2 separate regions of the Homo sapiens genome follow, and region 1 is linked to region 2. A link is a loop called in an ENCODE intact Hi-C map of the cell type or tissue named here. Cell type or tissue: tibial artery. All regions are shown on one strand. Each heading gives the region's core, and the rest is flanking DNA. Links, peaks and the distances in the headings are about the cores only. Region 1 overlaps SLX4IP (SLX4 interacting protein). Region 2 overlaps SLX4IP (SLX4 interacting protein).

The links. A loop is a pair of places that touch in the nucleus more often than their neighbours do. Peaks named below come from ENCODE experiments on the same cell type or tissue, not always from the same donor. Only the 100,000 strongest peaks of a DNase experiment are listed, where the experiment ranks them.
Region 1: a loop joins it to region 2, with 11 times the contacts of the local background. A loop is called at or near these places in 18 of 110 quality-filtered maps.

The regions. Positions count from the first base shown.
Region 1 is chr20:10,600,770-10,610,435 of GRCh38, forward strand. It overlaps SLX4IP (SLX4 interacting protein), which reads left to right. Exons shown (of 8, transcript NM_001009608.3): 6 at 962-1,050. Among named protein-coding and RNA genes, the nearest start is that of MIR6870, 44 kb to the right of the region's middle. In tibial artery, for the core only: no CTCF peak of the experiment used is centred there; DNase peaks (open chromatin) are centred at 3,513 and 3,932; H3K4me3 peaks cover 367 bases; H3K27ac peaks cover 2,500 bases.
Region 2 is chr20:10,552,738-10,562,403 of GRCh38, forward strand. SLX4IP (SLX4 interacting protein) reads left to right here. Exons shown (of 8, transcript NM_001009608.3): 3 at 3,494-3,583; 4 at 7,963-8,083. Among named protein-coding and RNA genes, the nearest start is that of MIR6870, 92 kb to the right of the region's middle. RefSeq lists an enhancer at 6,006-6,385. In tibial artery, for the core only: a CTCF peak has its summit at 6,172; no DNase peak of the experiment used is centred there; H3K4me3 peaks cover 619 bases; H3K27ac peaks cover 2,500 bases.

The sequences.
Region 1 (9,666 bases), core at 2,573-5,072, 46 kb after region 2:
GAAGCTTTCTCTGTTAGAAAAATGACTTAATTTCTATCACAAATATCAGACATGTATATCATAAAAATATTCAAGCAGTACAACCAAGTAGGAAAAAGGGAGAAGAGCCCCCTCCCCACCCGCCTGGAACATACCCTGTTGGCATCAGCTTAGCATCACTCCAGACATCATGCCTGGGTAGCTGGAGGCTGGCGAACAAATGGATGGATGGACAGACAGATGAGAAAAGGAAAGATCCAGATGTCATTACCATCTTGCCTTCCTTTCATTGAATGCCGAGGAGTCCAGTTCAGTGATTTATTCAGTCTTTCCCAATGAGAAGTCAATGGTTTTGTTTTAAGAAGCAGCAATAATAGATTACTATGAGTATGGTGTAATTTTACCATCTTTATTGTATATTTAACCATTTTCTTAATAGTTGGATCATTAATTCCTAAGAAAAGCTGCTGTTTTCCCAGCCTGCTTCAGATTAGTAGTTTGCCCTCCAGGGTCGGGGAGCTCTCTAAGACTAGCTAACCAAGGAGATGATAAGTAAAGTAACTAGGAAAAACATTGATAGGTCACATTTTTAGATTTTATCTAATATTCTTCCTCTTCCTCTAAAGTGTTACATGCTCATTTTGAAAACATTGATCCTATTTTCTAAATAGGAGTTCTAATCAGAAAACAGCTGACTGACACAGAGGGGAGGCTACAGAGGTTCTGCCTGGGGGTTTCCTGTAATGTAATGGTCCCGGGGCGCAGGTGGACCAATTTGCAGCCTCATCAGCTCTCCCTAGAGCTTTGCGCTCACCCTGCCCTATTGACGGCAAACACCGAAAGGATGGGAGGAGAGAAGAGACGTATGTTTTATATGGATGTGCATATTGCAGTAACTTAAAATGAACAAAAATCTGGAACAACCATTCTGTGTTTATAGTTTTTTGACACCTTTAAACTTGTTTTTCTTCATTTTATACAGAACTCTGTGTATTCCCTGACAGATTTGTGGTTTGTGTCAGTCAGCTTGCATTCAGTCGTGATCTTTTAGCAAGTCAGAATGAAGATTTGGTGAGTATGAAAAAATTCTATAAACAAATAAGTCTGCTTAAATGCTGAGTTACTGTAAAAAATAGAAAACAAGAATTGTCTGCTGTTGTCATTCAGCTGATGAGCACCCAACGCATGTTTTAAGGGAACAAGAAGCCCTACCTGTTTTACGTGGTAATATCAACTAATTCGTGTATTGTTCTTCTTTTCCTCAAGACCATTTTAATCAGCAGTACCTTTTCCATATCAACTGTAAATGAGAAAGCAACACATCACAAAAGCTGTGATGGTGCTTATGATAGTGTTTAAATGAAATAAAGAAAAGTCTTTAAGTGAAATGAAGCAAAATCCACATGTTTCCACTGGAGGCTTTCATTGGGGTCAGTGGCTTTTAAATTTTATTCCATGGTGAATCACCGACATTTTCATGAGAACCAGTACTTTTCCCCAGTGTATTATTTCATAGCTGATAGGGTTCATTTTCTCCCTCTCTCTCTCTCTCTCTCTCTGTCTCTCTGTCTCTCTGTCTCTCTGTCTCCTTCTCTGTCTCCCTTTTCTCATGCTAAGTCTTGAGTTCCAGCAGGGCCTGCTTCTGTTTTATTGGAGTTGTCTCTTCAGACAAATAGATAAAACTGACTCAGAATTGCAGCTGACTGCTTTGTCTTTTAAGCTGAACATGTACACTTGAGAATCTCCTTGTTGCACGTGTGTGTGTTTCCTGCAGCCACAGTCCAGTCTGCCTGACTTCTACACAGACTTTTTTTCATATTTTTGGACGTATGACTTGAATCTTTAAGAAACAGGGACATATGACTTGAATCTTTAACAAACAGAAAAAAAATCCAACAGACATTAACCGGGCCATGAAGTGTGACATGATTATTATGCTTCTAAAATAATTTATGGGAATATTAGATTACCCTTGATGTTTATTATTTTTTAATCCGTATGAAATCTGAAATTTGGCCCACATCATCTAAAACCAGCTTCTTATCTCATCTTAAATAAATACATAAGAAGAGTGTTTCAGAGGCTACAAGGGTGAATAGAGACCCAGGAAAAGTAAAGAGCAGAGAACTTATATTTAAATTTAGATGTCTGCGTTTGGTGCAGAGGAACCCTTTGCAACAGCCAGTGTGGTTCATATTTCCTCTTCTTCATCCATCAGTCAAACTCTTAAGAATACACATTAAATGAATGAGGCAAATTTGGTGAAAAGTATTAAGTTTGTCCTTTGAAATATTTCCAGGATGTTGAGTTATCTTCGTAAACTAATAAATACTAAAGTGGCAATGCCATTGGCATACATCTAAAATATAATATAGCTTAACTGATTCAGAGCAAGGAAGAAATTGATCTATGGGTTTAAGAAAACAACAATTAACTGTTCCAGAAAGTATTATTACTTTCAAATGAAATACAGGAGAAATTAGATCTTCTATCTGATATGTAATATTAATACTTAGTATCTTAAATTATTAAGGAGGGATTAAAACATCTCAATACAAATGAAATATTATCCCCCTTAGGGGCCTTGGTATTTATACAGATGTAAGTTTTCTATACCGGCTGTCATATAAATCCTATAATCTGGAGGACTTCCTAAACATTGAGAATTTTCATTCTGAAACTCTCACCGGTCTAAGCCTTTTACATGAGTGAGTTCAGTTTCTTTATCTTTAAGATGTTCTGATAACCAGTGATAACATGACCAGAGTTAACCACATTAACTTATGAGGAAAATGCCATTTCCATCATGAGGCTCGTTCCTTGTTTTGAGTGATTGTCTTTAGTTGTGGTCAGTTTCTGTCTCTTCAGTTGCTCATTTACTCCACCTCTGTCTCTTCACATATACATTTTCCCAGCCACATATGTCAGCTAAAGCCTGGCACTACTCAACAGTTTCATCTCGGGGCTCAAGCTCTGTGCGTCCCTCTGCCTAGCCTGCTCACCTCTGCCACCTCCCCTCCTCACAGGCCTCCAGCCCACTACTTCCTCAGGCCTGTTGTTACTAGAAGCAATAAAAGACCCAGGTCAAGTAAAGGTCCCTCTCCCACAAATGACCCATCAAGCCAACTACACCATCCTTCCACCAGAAGTGTCTTGTAGTTTAATTCTCATTGATATTTGACCTCTACAGAGTCTGCCTGTCTCAGCTATTTAAGGATCAATAAACAGCCCTTCCCTTCCAGAACTGCCTTCTGCCTGAGAGAAGGCATTCTTATCACTTGTTCCATACTTCAAATGCCCACAGCCAGTGATGTCAGGCTCCTGTGAGTATTCCCTGGACTTGCTTCAAGCTTTGAATTCTTATATCACTTTACATGGATATTCACCAAAGGGCAGGATCCATCTCATTTTCTCTGGATAGCAATTCTCAAGAACATCTGACTGGGCAAGGCTGGGAAAATTGGTACCCGCAGTAGCTATGTTGGAAAGATTTCTTTGGCAATAAACTTCAGTTGTTTTTGTATAACTATTGACTTAACTCACTCTTCTGCAGCCACAGAAGTGACAGAGGAGTGAACTAGTACTTGAGCAACAGCCTGGGTGCCTTACTCGTGCTGTAGCCTTGAGAGCACACATTCCCTTTCCTTCATCTTTTTTTTTGGATTCTCAATGTCTAAGTGACAATTTGTTAGGAAATCTGGGAGCGTCTATTCAAAACTCCTCTGTCAAGGGATTCTTTCAACCTGTAGACAAGGAAGCCAGCTGCACTTAGCTCCCCAGTACTTAAAGGTGGTTGCACAAAAGAACTGCTGTTCCAGATCAGGCAGTACAAAGGGAGTAATCCCCCTCCTTTACGGAGCAGAGCGAATGCAGCCACGCTGCCCCTAAGCACCACAGCGCCAGGGAGGTCTGTCCCTGCTGTCACTGTTGCGTTTCTCTTGTCCACTCAGGGACTTTGGTGCAGGGAGATCCTCTGTGTTGCAATAGCTCTGCACAGAGTGCCCATGTGCTAGGGATGTGGGAATTGTGATGTGTACTTTGGGAAGAAAGGACATTATTATGAAATGAGTCATTGTATTTTTCTTACTAGAGTTTCTCATAAGAAATCTAAAAACTCTTGTAGCCTCAGTTTTTGACCTATTGCTAGATATAGGACTGGGGAGTCTTTTGAGAGTTTTTACCTTTATTTGGTTTGTTTTTTCCTCACCGTTTTTTTCCTTGGAAATATGAAGAACATAAAGTGAATTTTGATTGCGCTCAGCTACATTCCATTCCAACAATATTTTCTTATTTACAAACCCAAAAGCCTATGTAGAAACTGTTTTCTTTCTCAGATGTAAAGTCCTGGAGCCTTTGGGAAATTTAAAATTATTTATTATTTCTTTGTTAAAGTTGTGTAAATAACCATAGAACTCTGTATATATCTGGGACATTTCTGGGTCAGGACAAAGCTACTATTTCATTGTGTGTTAGTTACAGCCACTCCTTCTAGTCTCTGGAGATCAGCCTTCCCATCTGTTTTTACCATCACATTTTAACATAATTTGCTAAGTCCCAGCTCTATACTGGGAACTCTGGTAGGCACCAGGAAAACAAAGAAAAGTAAGAAAGTGTGTTGGCCCTCAAGGAGCTTACAGTTTGGCAGATCAAGGCTGCTGAAGGATATCCTGGTGACCTAAAAATGTCATTCAAATAGGGCCTCCATTTTTCCTAAATATTTTTCCACTCTGCACCTGTATCTTTAAGGGTTCCATTGGATCTCTTCTGCCGTTCCTCAGAAGGAAAGTCCAAAATCCCCCAGCCCTACTTTTTTTACTTTTAAACCGAAGCTCTCAAAGTCTGTGATCCTTTTGGAAATTAAAAAATGATTTGTAGTGCTAGTACTGCCTACAAGTGGACATATACATTAAGATATTTGAGTTATCTGCCTTATACTCTTTATTTGAGTTGTGGTTCAAGTTGTGAAAATAGCTGTTAAGACTCTGCAGACGTAGGCCAGCCATACAAGGCTAGGTCCTCACTGTAGCATCATCTAAGTAGAAGGATTACCGGGACATCCTGACAAGAAACAATATTGAAGCACTAACTCAGCTGCTTCTCTTAAGGCACACTACTGTTTAGTGGTAAAGAAATGTCCTTCTAGTTTTTGAATACAAAATTGAAGTGAAAATGAGTTTAGACTCATTTTCACTTCAAATAAACTATTGAAGGCTGAGTTATTTTTAGCTTGGCTGTTATAGTCCTCAGCTGTGCATAATCCAGCCCTTTGTGGGCCATAGCCCTCCTCTCATTCAAGGGGGAGGGTATCAAATTATCTCAAAAATCTTTTCTCACATGGGATTTCTATTGGAGGAAGCAAATAAAACTGTAGCTAAATAAAAACTACAAAATAATTTTGCACAAAGAAGAAATTTTCTTGCAGATTAAAAAATTATGATTAGAAAAACTTCCAGGGTAGTTATATTTGATCTTAAGAAAGATGTAAATAGAAATTATAAGCTAACATTATAGGCCTTATGTTTTTAGAACAGAAGAAATAAGCTAATTAACATTTGACTGTGCACTGATGTTTGTACCCTCATGACAGAATCCTTTAACTTTTGCATAAGTATAAATCAGATCATTCAAGAAAAGAATTCTCTATTTTTGTGTTTAGAAAATGAAATAAGTAGTGGATGACTTTTCCAGATTTTTCATGATCTATCATAGAGTTAAAAAAATTTATTTTTCTTATTTCTAAACAACGCTAGTGGTGAATTGCGTGGAAGATATTAACAAGAGATTCCTGTAGCACTAGGGAAAGTTCCTTGAGTAGAGAGAGGCTGTTTTCATATTTCACATTTTCCACAATGTTATGAACTTAGATTTTACCTAATAACTGATGACCAATATTGTACATATTCATTGTACAAAAAAGCTTTTAATCCAAATATATATAAAGAAAATAAAAACTAGCCACAACCCTGAACACAAAGTCTCTGCTAGTGATCTGGATGGTATCTCTTCATACATCATACTTAATAAACTGAGGTCCGTGTGTATGTATTTTAACTAGGACCCTATTTGTCAGTTATGTGTTTCTGTCCATTTTTTTTACTGATGATTTTGTATTTGACAAACTCTGCTACATGAAGACTTCTTATCTAGTAAGGAAAGTAACTCTCAGTGAGTTTATTATTTTCCTTTCACTTGTATGTCAGTGCTGTATGGTAGGATGCATTGTTTTTCCTCAGAATTGTGTTTTCTGTAATGATCTCTGCTTTCGATGATGTTGGTGTTATGTTTTTCAAATTAGATAAACACTTGTATTTTCTTCTGATACTTTTATGGAATGTATTTTAGTTTATGATATGAGGTCCTTTTTATTCCGTGTAGTGACCAATATTATGCTAATTATAGTCTTTAGGTTTAAGGGACAGCCGAGCTGTGTCTGCCTCTGCCACACCGTCAGTGCACACATGACAATGAGGCATCTGTAGGGAGCAGACTCTCTTTTGCCCCTTAGCAGCTGGATTTCGCTGATGACACTAAGATATTTGGGTTCTCTGCCTTATGCTTCATTTGAGCTGTGGCCAAAATAGCCATCAAGGTTCTGCTGACCTGCATCAGCCACACAAGGCTAGTCCTCACTAGCATCATCTAAGTAGAAAGATTAGTGGGACATACTGCCAAGAGACAATGTTTAAGCACTAAATAGAACACTTCTCTTAAGTCACACTACTGTTTAGTGTGAAAGAATTCTCATGGTGCTTGCCCCCTCCCAAGGCTGACTGCCCTGTCCCTTTCCAATCAGTTAAGGCCAAGGCTCAGGGTCAGAACATGTTCAACAGATAGTTAAGGAATAGATTAGGGCCACACCCTCAGCAAGTGGCCTACGATGGGCTGTTTTCCTTGGATAGCCACCATCCCCACCCAACCTTATAGGGACTGGCAGAGAGATGACCCTCTGAAAATGCTGGTAGTGAGGATGAAGATGTCCTCTGTTGGTTAGTTTCTCTAGACTAAGATGGAGAAAATAAGAAAAAAAAAAATCTCTAGGGTGAGATCATTTTTTAAAAGATTGTCTTTTGCTTGTATATTACAGTAACCTGAGTTCTCTTTTGTTAATAATGAAATTTGTTCTCTTTTCTTAATAATGAAATCTTCCCAAATGTTTAGCCAGTATTTGTGAAAAACATGGTTTGTGCCTCCTCCCACCACTGCCATTCCTGCAAGGGAACCTGCCCTTTGCTGAAGTAGAATAGGATAGGTTAAATGAATGAGGATCATTAGATAGGATAAGTTGGAATAGGATGTATCTCCATCCCCAATCCTTTGTGGTTTTTTTCTCATAGTGTATCTTTGCCTGTGCAGAGGCCCGTGATCTCCATTGATGAACCCTTTGATAGATTTGATTAGGAAAAACGTGGTGGGGAATAGAACAACTGGAAAAGGGATTTGAGTTAAAATGTAAAGACCTGGCTTTGACCACTGCCTCTCCCCTTATTCACTGATGACCTTACACAAGTCATCTGGCTTCACAAGAGCACTAGTCACCTAACTTGTTAAGCAAAGGTAAACATGATACTTTCTGTACAGCGTTCTCAAGTTTTCCTAAAGAGCAAGTGAAATAATGAATATTAAAATGTCATAGAAGGCCAGGCGCGGTGGCTCATGCCTGTAATCCCAGCACTTTGGGAGGCCGAGGCGGGCGGATCACGAGGTCAGGAGATCGAGACCATCCTGGCTAACACAGTGAAACACCATCTCTACTAAAAATACAGGAAAAAAAAAAAGGTAGCCGGATGTGGTGGCAGGCGCCTGTAGTCCCAGCTACTCAGGAGGCTGAGGTGGGAGAATGGTGTGAACCCAGGAGGCGGAGCTTGCAGTGAGCCGAGATTGCACCACTGCACTCCAGCCTGGGTGACAGAGCAATACTCTGTCTCAAAAAAAAAAAAAAAAAAAAGGTCATAGAAAGTCTAAGGCACTTATACAGTATTAATTTTTATCAACATCATTTCCTTTCTTCTCTGAAGAAGTCTTCATTTAAATGCAATTAACGCCACATTAACAGACTGCTGTACAATCTTCTCCTTCCTGCTTGAAAGGAGAAAAATACCTGACACTATCATTCTGCTTATATTATTAATATTTTCCCAAGAAACTCGACTCCCTAATTATTTTCTCCACTTGCCAGCTCAACTTTATTTTGCAGCTATAAAAACTAAAGTACCAAAGAGTTAAGTGATAAACCCCCATTTAGCCAGCCAGTCAGTGCTGGAGAAAGAGACACGCTAAAGGCAAAAACTTGTGACCTTCAGTGGGAGTTCTGTTAACCAACATCCAGAGGAGGAAGAGGAGGAGGAGAAGGAGCAGCGACCACCCAGCTCAACACCTTCGATTTCCAGTAGCTGCCAGCAGACTCACATTGAGATACGGCTTTGGAGGAAAAACCCAGTCACCTCTCTAAAGTACGTAGGAATCAAGAGACAGCAGACTTCTCAGGCTTGAATTCCTAAAAGCCCATCTTCATCAGAACACCCACAGTGATAGCACAGAGAGTTCATTAGTTAGCAGATGATTTAGAATTCAATACTCATTTTCCCAAGGATACAGTGTCATAACGGGATGAGGTTCCCAGACTAGTTCACAAAAGCTGTTACTATCATGAGCTCTGAGTCTTGGAAAGAGGAGGCCTTAGTATCTGTATCTCAGGGAAATGGCAAGAGCTATTCCTTCCACATCCCTGGGCAGAAGGCCAGCTCAGAGCAGAATTTTGAAATGAGACAATCATCTGTGGTGTGTTCTCTCTAGCTCTTAGACCCTTTTCCCATCAGTGCCCAGGGCTACTGTGGGCTCTCTCCTGGTTAGCCCTACTCCCTGCGCAGCTGGACTTCATGTTTACCCACCTCTCTCCACCATGTCCCTGTTCAGGCCCACATGCTCAGTCAGGTGAGATGTTAGGAAAGACATTATCCTTCTTTCATCATCCCGAAAGAGGTCTGTCTACCTTCCCACAGGTGTTGGCACTTTTCAACCACAGGCCTTTGTCAGAGAAGGCATTTTTTTTTAACAAGAAGACCTCCTAAAGTGGCCCAACTCTGCCTTGGATAATTCCTAGTATGTTTTCTCTATTTTTTACAGATGTTTCCCTTCTACTTTTAAACTGGAGTTACTAGCCTATGATTCATGAATTCCTTAAAATTAAAAAAAAAATGTGTATTTTTATGTTTTTTTCTGGTCAAAGTTAAATAGCTTCTATCCAATTCTCAGAACAGTTGATAAGCCTCACAATGTCAAGTGTTGGCCCAAACCCATAAATTCTTCAAAATGTCCAAGTTTGTCACACTTGTTTGGCACCAGAGATTTGAGCATAGAGGCTAAGGTTGGTCAGGATATATTTTTAGGTTCTTGAGGGTAGGTGAATGTAAACTGGAAAATCCCTGTGAAATGTATACTTCCTGCAAAATAACTTCCTTGATTATTTTCACCGATTTCATGTTTAGGGTGATACTGTTTGCAGCCACTTATGGGTGCTTCCCCAGATCTACACAAGAGCTTCACTGGCATCAATTCAGAAGAAAAGAAAACTTTTAAAAAATAATTTTAAAGAGAAAATGAGAGTATTCACTACTAACCCAAATGACAGCATTATCAGCAGCCCTGGCTCACTTCCCCTTAGAGACCCGCCCTTTTCATGGGAAGGCA
Region 2 (9,666 bases), core at 4,621-7,120:
ATTGGACCTTACTATTAGGTTAATTCTTCAGCAAGCTGCTGTTACAGTATCAATTCAAGTTGCTTAAGCTTAAGATTCCCCTCCCCCCACCCCCTTTTTTTTTTTAAAGAATTAGTTTTGCGGTGGTAGGAGGGTTACAAGAAAAAAAAACAATTAGTTTTGCTAATGAAAAGGTAGCAGTGAACTTGGTTTAGATTAAAAAATCAGGAAAGAGCACCTGTAGGAACCTGCAATAAAATGTGTTGAGACATGTTTTACCGCTTTGGAAGGGCTTTTATTCCAGAATCCTTGGAACTTCAATGGGCCTGTGATTGAATTCAGAGGCCAGTGAACTTGCATGGGAAAAAGTTACGTCTTTATTGTGATCAAGTTCTAGTAAATTTAGTTTTCCTTTTTATTATGAACGTGGGATTCATAATCAAAATATGAATAATATTAGCAGTATTTGTCACCATTAGAAATTATAGCTCTTTTCATATTACATTAAGGTTGTTGCAGATAATGAAGATATCATTTATGCTTATCGCCACTTCAGATTTGTAGTAGTACTAGATCCATCACTATGTGACAAGACCCAATGCCTTAATAAACAAGGACATACATTCCTATGTCTCAAATTTTTCTTTCGTTAAGATAACTGTACTTCAGTGTAATTGGTTTTCTTGTTAATCCTATGTGTTGTGTTTCATGCATTTAAAAATATTATTCTGAGCAACTTTCATCAGCTTCACAGTTGGCTAAATAAGTCCATGGCACAGGAAAGGTTAATATTCCGTGGCTAAGATCCTGTAGTTGTGGCATGCGACCTCCACCTGGTGGCAGCATACTCCTTAAAGGTTAAATTCTGTAACCAACAGTTGAGAAGGACTTTAACAGTATACTTGAGTGGTTTTCAAACATTTTTTATTACAACCCACAATAAGAAATAGGCTTTCCATCATAACTGAGTACACACTTACTTACATTTCACAAAACAATTCTTGATCTAACCATATGACACATTGATATTTTGTATTGCATTCTAATATTATCTTCAGTTCTCTTTCATTAAAATAAAATGCTGGTTGCAACACACTAAACTGTAACACACTAAAGTGCACTCTTTTACATCGTAGGAAACCATCTTTCAACATGCTTCACAGTTTATTACCTGGTAAACTTCATTTGGGTCTCCCACACATTTTCAGGGACGTAATACCTACATTTTAAATAACTGCCAACAAGTATGAGTGCATTTTACACAGTGTTTAAAAATTGTTTATTATTGATGTATAATTTAAATATAGTGAAAGGAACTGATTGCAGTGTATACATAACATACCCCATCAAGATACAGAATAGTCTTATCACATACAAAGTTCCTTTGTGACAGTTCTCACCCAGTTTTTTACCCCCCTGGGAAATTACTGTTTTGATTCCTTTCATCACACGTTGATTTTGCTGTTTTAGAATTATATATAGATGGAACCATACAGTATATGTTATTTTGGTCTGGTTTCTTTTGCTCAACCTAATGTTTTTGAGATGAATACATGTTGAGTCTATCGGTAGTGTGGTGAGTAGTGTTCCCTTGCATGAATATGGCACAATTTGTTCTCTTGTTGTAGACTTTTGGGTTGTCTTCACGTTGGGTTATTATAAATAAAACTTCCATGAATATTTGCATACAAGTCTTTGTGTGCACATATACTTCATCTCTCTTGAGTAAACACCTGGGAAGGAATCATTGGCTCAGTTGATAAGTAAATGTACGTTTAGCTACAGGAAACTGACAAACCCATTTGCCAGAGTGGTTAGACCATCTTACATTTCCACTGGGAAAGTATGAGAGTCTGGGTTGTTCCATATCCTTACCAACATTTCATGTTATGTCAGTCTTTTTAACTGTAGTCATTCTGGTGGGTATTGTAGTTGTATCTCTTGGTGGTTTTAATTTTAATTTGCCTGATGACTAATGATATTGAACACTTTTTTCATTTTCTTATTAGCCATTCATTTATCCTATTTGTGAAGTGTCTATTCAAACTCAGGTTTTTTGTTTTGCTTTTTTTAAAAATATCAGTTTGTAGGAGTTCTTTACATATTTTGGGTACCAGTCCTTTTTGCCAGATACATGTATTTTTGAATACATAAATACATTTCTCCCAGTCTGTAACATACCTATTTATTTTATTAGTGGTGCTTTTTTCGTTAACAGAAATTTTTAATTTTGAAAATTTAACAATTTTACAACTATTTTTCTCAATATTTGGTGCTTTCTGGATCCTAAGAAATCTTTTCCTATTCCAAAGATCAGGAAGATAGTTTTGGCTTTTTTGTCTAGGTGTGTGATCCATCTCAAATTAAATTTTGTATATAGCGTGAGGTAGGTGTCAAGTTTCACTTTATATTTACATCTGATGGTCTAACCATTTGTTGAAACTACTTTCCTTTCACTGTTGATATATAGGACAGAATTTAAAAAAAAAAAAACAAAACTGTCCAGCCAAGGAAGTGAAAAAACTGAACCTCTGAGTCTCATAAACCGAATCTCTGGGTCTCTCAGACCATCCCCAACCTTGGTGTCCCATTCCTTACCAAATTAGTTTGTTCACAGTTATCTTGTGATTCTCAGAAATTACTTCACTCATATGTGAGGATTTATAAGGCAACAACTTTTCACAGGGTCTGTAACTGTGCTATCCAGTATGGAACCACTAGCTACATGTAGCTACTTAAATTTAATTTAAATTTTATTAAAAATGTAGCTTATCAGTTACAATAGCCACATTTTAAGTGCTCAGCAGCCACATATGGCCACATACGGCCACATATGGCTATCTTATTGAACAGCATATATATAGAATATTTCCATTATTTTCTAAAGTGCTGGACAGCGCTAGCCTATAGAATAAGAACAGAGTCAGGCTTTGTACAGTTTTGTAGCATACTTTAATGAATTTTGTTTTGTTTTGTTAACTAGCATTCAGTATGTATCTTTATCTTCTTGCTTATTTCTCATTCTTCCATGTTCCTATTTCAATTCCAAAGTGTACCGTCCTAGCCAATCCTTTTGTCCGTCTAAAAATGCAGTATCTTATATCTGTTATTTGCTGCTTAGAAGAAAGAATTCCCCTGGCTGTGCATGGAATCATTCTTTTGTGGAGCCTACCTAGTACTGACCTATTTAACTTCTCTCGATGCTTCACGTCTTCCAACTGCTGCCGGGATGCTTGGACATCCCCTTTCAAGGTGCAGCCCAGAGACAGATATTTTGTCTTTCCTGTCTTGATTAACATTGCATCTCTCCTTAGCATTTCCACTGTAAATGTTAAACTTAGGGAAAGTAGTAGATTATGACCTGTAACCATGTTCTTTATTAAAAGTTCTGTCTAGTAGTGAACTTTGTTGCCATTTCATCATGAGCAACCACATAGGAATTTGTGAGATTTTCTCTCATTGTTTGCTGGGCATGAGCCGCACAGACACTGACTCTGCCATTAATGTCTTTCAGTGTGGGAATTTTGCTGTCCTCGTGGATCTTCATATCTTGCCACAAGGTTCAAACAAAGATACAAGCTGGTTTTCTGAACAGAAGAAAGAGGTACAACAAAACTTTCTACTATTTAATTGCAAGTAGCTGCTGCTGCTATAAGAAATATCAGCTCTTTCCAGCTTTCATTTCTGTTAGTGGGAAAAAAATGTTGCGTATTTAATCCTTGAAAAACAATTGTATTCCCAATGACAGACACATATGCACCCACTTTTTTTTTCCTTCAGAAACTGACACATTCATAAACTTCATATGATACTGTATTATTTAAACCAGACATTTTATACCTCTTTGTTTTGGGGGAAGGATTTCTATATATTCAAAAAGAGGAGAAGAAGAAGAAGAAGTTAAAGTGACTATTTCAGTAATCAGGGATTTTAACCTGACTGGTTGTGAAGGATGGCCTGAGCACCTGAAGCAGGTGTGGCAGTTAACACAAGGCTGAACCTTCACACCCATCTTAAAGCCTCAGCTTTTATTTTCTATCATCCTTGTATTATCATGAGCCTTTGACAAGTCAGGAAATACTTGACGGTGTTCCTTCTCACAATGGTCAGTCAGGAAAGCCAGTAGCCGGGGGCTTAGCAGAGCATGATGCTGGACTTCACTGAGCCTCAGCCTCCTCATCTGAAAGTGAAGAGGTTTGCCTAGATGCCAAATTCACTCCTGGTTCTAAGTTTCAACAATCCCACCCAAGTGCTGCTTGTGGTGGAGGCTTACAAGCTGCACTGAGCTCTCACCATTGCTTTGCCTCCTTCTCTGATCCCTGCTCACCAGAGAGCAGGAGTAACCAGCTTGTGGCTTTTACACACCTTTAAAAATATCATTATCCGTGATGTCCATTTACCACAGTTGCTTTTTAGACTGAGAAATAAAAATCAGATTTGTTAAAATATAGTATATGGCGAAGAAACTATTGACAGTGGTGAAAAAACAAAAAGCCACCCTTTTCTGTGATAATTGCTTTTAATTAGCTTTTGGAGCTCACTAGAAAAAAGATCCCCACCCCCCAAAAAAGATTTTATAGGATAATACATTTTCATTCAAAGGATAATATTATCAAGACTTTGCTGTCATTATTTTGCAAAGAATACCTGGTGACCTAAAGCTGAGAAAAGGAAGGCACAAGGTTCTGTATGGTGGGATTTATCATTCAGGTAAATAACTGTGGACTCTTCTCTTCAGGACTTTTAAATATTTAGCAAGTCAATCAACATCTCCTACTGCCACTTACCTTCATATAATTCCACTCCTAGCTTACTAACGCATGTTGCTGTGATTCAAAACTGTTCACTCGTTTCCCCAAAGTGACCAATAGTCACCCAAGGGGACCTCACCCCAAAATCTTCTGACTTGACTTAAATTAACAATGTTATGGAATCCACCATTCCAGGCCTGTTCTCCATTCCCTTTCGGCTTTGCCACCTTAGACCTTTATCGGCCTTAGACCTTTCTTGTTAATATTGAGTCCGTTTTGCCCAAGATTCAGTTAATTTGGAATGCTTTAGAATAAAGCCCTGGGTGTGTGAATCACCTCATAGCCAAAGCGTGAGGCTAGGTTTTTGTTTTTTTAGGAGCCACATGCAGCTGCGTGGATGCTCATAGTACCTACTTGAGGGCAGCAGGGCATGACTTAGCAAAGCTGTGCAGTGCATGACAGGACCTGCAGAGCAGTGCTGCACTGGCAGCTGCAAGGGGCAGGTCGCTGTAGCAGGCTGAGCTTGCCTCTCAAAACCAAATGGTCGGTTTGCTGCTGCTTCTTTAATTTGCCCTTTTAAAATGTATATTGGCCAGGTGCAGTGACACACACCTGTAATCCCAGCACTTTGGGAGCCCAAGGCAGGCGGATTGCCTGAGTCTAGGAGTTCAAGACCAGCCTGGGCAACATGGTGAACCCCCATCTCTATAAAAAGTATAAAAATTAGCCAGATGTGGTGGCTTGTGTCTGGAATCCCAGCTACTCTGGAGGCTGAGGTGGGGGGATCACTTGAGCCCAGGAGGTTAAGGCTGCAGTGAGAGTTGTGATCATGCCACTGAACTCCACCATGGGTGGCAGAGTGAGACCCTGTCTCAAAAAAAAAAAAAAAAAAAAACAATTCGCTGATGTTAAAATTCCTCTGGGATCATTTGTGTGTGCGTAAGAAAGGAGAAAAGCTAGTTGAAGAAAGGCTATGACTTTAGCTTAGGTTCAGTGTCCCCAGGCTTTCATCTTCTTTATCCTTAGATCCTCTCATGATTGGGATTTTATGAGCAACCAATTTGATTCCATTTTAACAGTCATTTTATACAGTGAAAGCCTAAGAATATCCAGTTCCTTTTTAGAAAAAAGAACTAATTACATGTATTAACATATGTTTATTTTGAGTGCAGCACGAGTAGTCTTTGTACCCAAACAGTTGAAGTCAAACTGTTCCATGTGTCAACTCGAGGAAGCGAGCACAGCCCGTTAGCCTAGAGATGCCCTCTGCATCTCTGTCTTGAGCACTGATTTTAACTTGTTCTTCTTATCTGCCCCTCAAAGGTAGCTGAGAAGTTTTCTTTTCTTGCATTGTTGTGGTTCTGAAGAGAAAGCTTCATGACGTGTGGTGTGGTCGGTTACTGGTGTCTATCACACTGCACTTGGTCTACCTTGCATTCGTCAAACTGACTCACAGAAGGAAAGCCCCACAGCTAGAGGGAGAAAGTTTGTGTGTATGAGCCTTTGCTTTATTTTTGTCATGCTATTTTTAGTTTTAGCCTTATAGGGCATTTATAGCCAAATTTTAGCAATCCTTGTTTCCATGTATGTCTTTCACATATTTTCTAGCCCAGTCATAGTTGAACTCTGCATGTGAAGCAAAATTCTTTAATTGTTTTTTAAAAAAAAAAAAACCTATGAGGCGGCAAGGCTGCCTTTTTGTTGTGTGAACAATGCCGAAACACTCAACTGTAAAGGGATATCTCTGTATTCCATGAGGCACTGCATCTTTAGGCTGCAACATGAAAAGCAGGAGAGAGGAAACCAGTGTTTGTACTTTATCTAGAAACTCACACTCATGAGTTAAATCAAGGGTTTTCTATATTGTTTGAGGAGTACAAGTGTTTTTAATAAAGGAAAAGTTTTGCTATCATTGCTCTTTAGAACAGCTAAAAATTTTGTTGTTTTAATTTGTGAAGATTCTAAGAGATCAACCTGAGATGACATTGCAAGAAACCAGCAAAACAGGTTTGAGGTGACCTGGGCAACTCTGAGTTTTCTGCAGTCTTTGGGAATTAAACAGGAATCATCAGTTCTTATACATCAGTTCTTAATCTAAATTAAGAAATTTAGATTTGTGTATGATTTTACTCTCTTTTTCTACATTAGGTCACAATTTCCTGTTAGTGCAGGAAACAACTGCAAAGAGTATCTTCCCATTGTGTTGGGCTTAAATTTTTGTTTACCTTTATTATAAATAACACCAAAACAATAAAACAATTGACCTATCCTGAAACTTACTAGTGATAAGGAATACTGAAATTGAATTAAAACCATGTGTTTCTGTCGCCTAATAAATGTTAATCTACTTTAGAGAAATTATATTATTTTCACTGTTAGTACATGAGTGTAGTACGTTTTTACAAAAACAAAGGCATATACAGTATCATCAACAAGAGCGTAGAAGAAAATAGGATTAGTGATTTCCAGTTCTCTGCTTAACTCACTGCTCAACAGTTTCCTTCTTGAGTAGATTTGTAAACCCAAGACCAGAAACTAATGAATGATGGTGTTTAGATTTTTAAAAATTTTTAGACCAAGTTTGAAAAATGGGATAGTTTATATAAAAATTACTGTTTCTGACTCCTTTTGAACAAAGATCTAGCAACACTGTGCCTATAAACATGAAACAGTCCCCTAAAACCATGGGGGGCTGCTTGCTGTTGACTGGGCTGTGGTGTGGGTTCCCCATGCCGTTGCACCAGCAGTGGATGAATATGCCCTTACTCCTGGCCCCATCCCTGTCTACAGTCCCCTGGCCACACTGGGTGTTTCCCTGGGGCCCTTGATGCCAGCCAGTGTTGGCTCTTCTTGACTTATTTCTTCTATTTGTCACAGTACAACTGATTGATACTTATATGAAAGCATTCTTTACCATACTTATTACCTCCTTGCCCTGATGTTTACACTGAAATATTTTTATCTTTCTTTTAGAAATATGAAACTGAGGCAGAAAGAAATGAAATGACTTTCCCAGATCACACAGTGAGCCAACATCATGGTTTCGAGCAAACTTCAGTAGCAAATTTAAATTTGCGGTGTTATTCATGAGCACATATGACATTCCTTTCAACATTCACAGCTAAATTAAAAAGCAAAATGAAATGAAATGTTCATTGTTAACTTTTTAATATATATGTTAATTTTTTTGCATTAAATTTGAAGGTTATATCTAATTTTTTATTTGCTTTAGGAAGTCTGTTTACTGTTAAAAGAAACCATTGATTCAAGAGTTCAGGAGTACTTGGAAGTTCGCAAACAGCACAGGCCATCAAATGCAGAATTCACAAGATCCAATCCCTTGTCCTTAAAAGGTAGGCACAGAGCACTTTGATTTTGGACAAAAAATAAATAGAATTTCTGCTCCGTAGAGATGGCAATTATGTTTGACTCTGACTGTCATGTTAGTATAGTGATACATTTTAAAAATATGTCCTAATGAAGATACTTTGTTTGGGTAAAGAAAATTAACTGAAGAGCCCTCAGGACTTTTAATGGTAGGCAAAATGTATAAAAATAGCAAATAAAACATTCCTAAGGAAACTGTAAATTGTTTAAAGGATTGTTTTTTATTTTTAAGGTTTTTTTATTTTTAGTAGACTTAATAATTGTACACATTCATAGGATACAGAGTGATATTTTGATACGTGTATACAATGTGTAATTTTCAAATTAGAGTAATTAGCATATCTATCACCTGAGCATTTATCATTTCTTTGTGTTGTGAGCATTTAAAATCCTCACTTATGTTTTTTTAAAAAATATACAATAAATTAATGTTAACCATATTTACCCTATAGTGCTATAGAACACTAGAACTTACTCTAGTGGTAGTCTTATATCCATTAGCTAACCTCTTCCTATCCTTCCCTTCCCCATCCTTCCTAGTCTTCTAATACTCACAACTCTGATTGTATGAGCTCAATTTTTTTAATAAATAGCTTCTACATATGAGTGAGAACATGTGATATTTTATTTTCTTATTTTCTGATTACATCATCAAATTTTAATATGTCTATATATCTATTTTTCTTTTTTCTTTTTTTTTTTTTGGTTATAGTAGTAAGTTCTTAAGTGGTGATTTGTGAGATTTTGGTGCACCCATCACCCAAGCAGTATACACTAAACCTGATTTGTAGTCTTTTATCCCTCACTCCCTTCCCCACCTTTCTCTCTGAGTCCCCAAAGTCTATTGTGCCATTCTTAATGCCTTTGCATCGTCATAGTTTAGCTCCCACTTACAAGTTTGGCTTTCCATTCCTGAGTTACTTCACTTAGAATAATAGTCTCAAGTCCCATCCAGGTTGCTGAGAATGCCATTAATTCATTCCTTTTTATGGCTGAGTAGTATTCCATCGTGTATGTGTGCCGGACTTACTTCACTTAATTTCCTTTGGGCTCATCCGTGTTGCTATTGAAACAGGAAAAGATACCTTATCCCTGAAACAGGGCGTGGGATGGGGATGTGTCATCGGTGCCCTGCGGCTCAACCCTTAGGGGAACATACAGACGGGCAGTTCATAGGAAGCATGGGCTCCAATCCTGCAGCAGCGTCTAGGGTTGAGTGTTTACAGATCCTCAAGCCCCAGTGGGCGTGTGTTACAATGTGCTTTTTCAGTTTAGCCGTCTGCAGGCGGGTTGCGTTAATCTACTCGATTAGGCCCTCTGCCTTATCTCAAGGACAGAGGGCTTTCTGTATCCCGGGTTCTTGCCTTGGTGTACCGGAAATACTGGATCACACGTGGGCTTGGAGAATGGGTGCAAGGTTTTACTGAGTGGAGGTGGCTCTCCGCGAGGTGAATGGAGAGGCCAGAAGGGGGATCTAGTGGGAAGGTGGTCTTCCCCTGGAGTTGGGCCGCCCAGCTGCCGGACTCTCCGACTGCCCCTGGCAGAATTT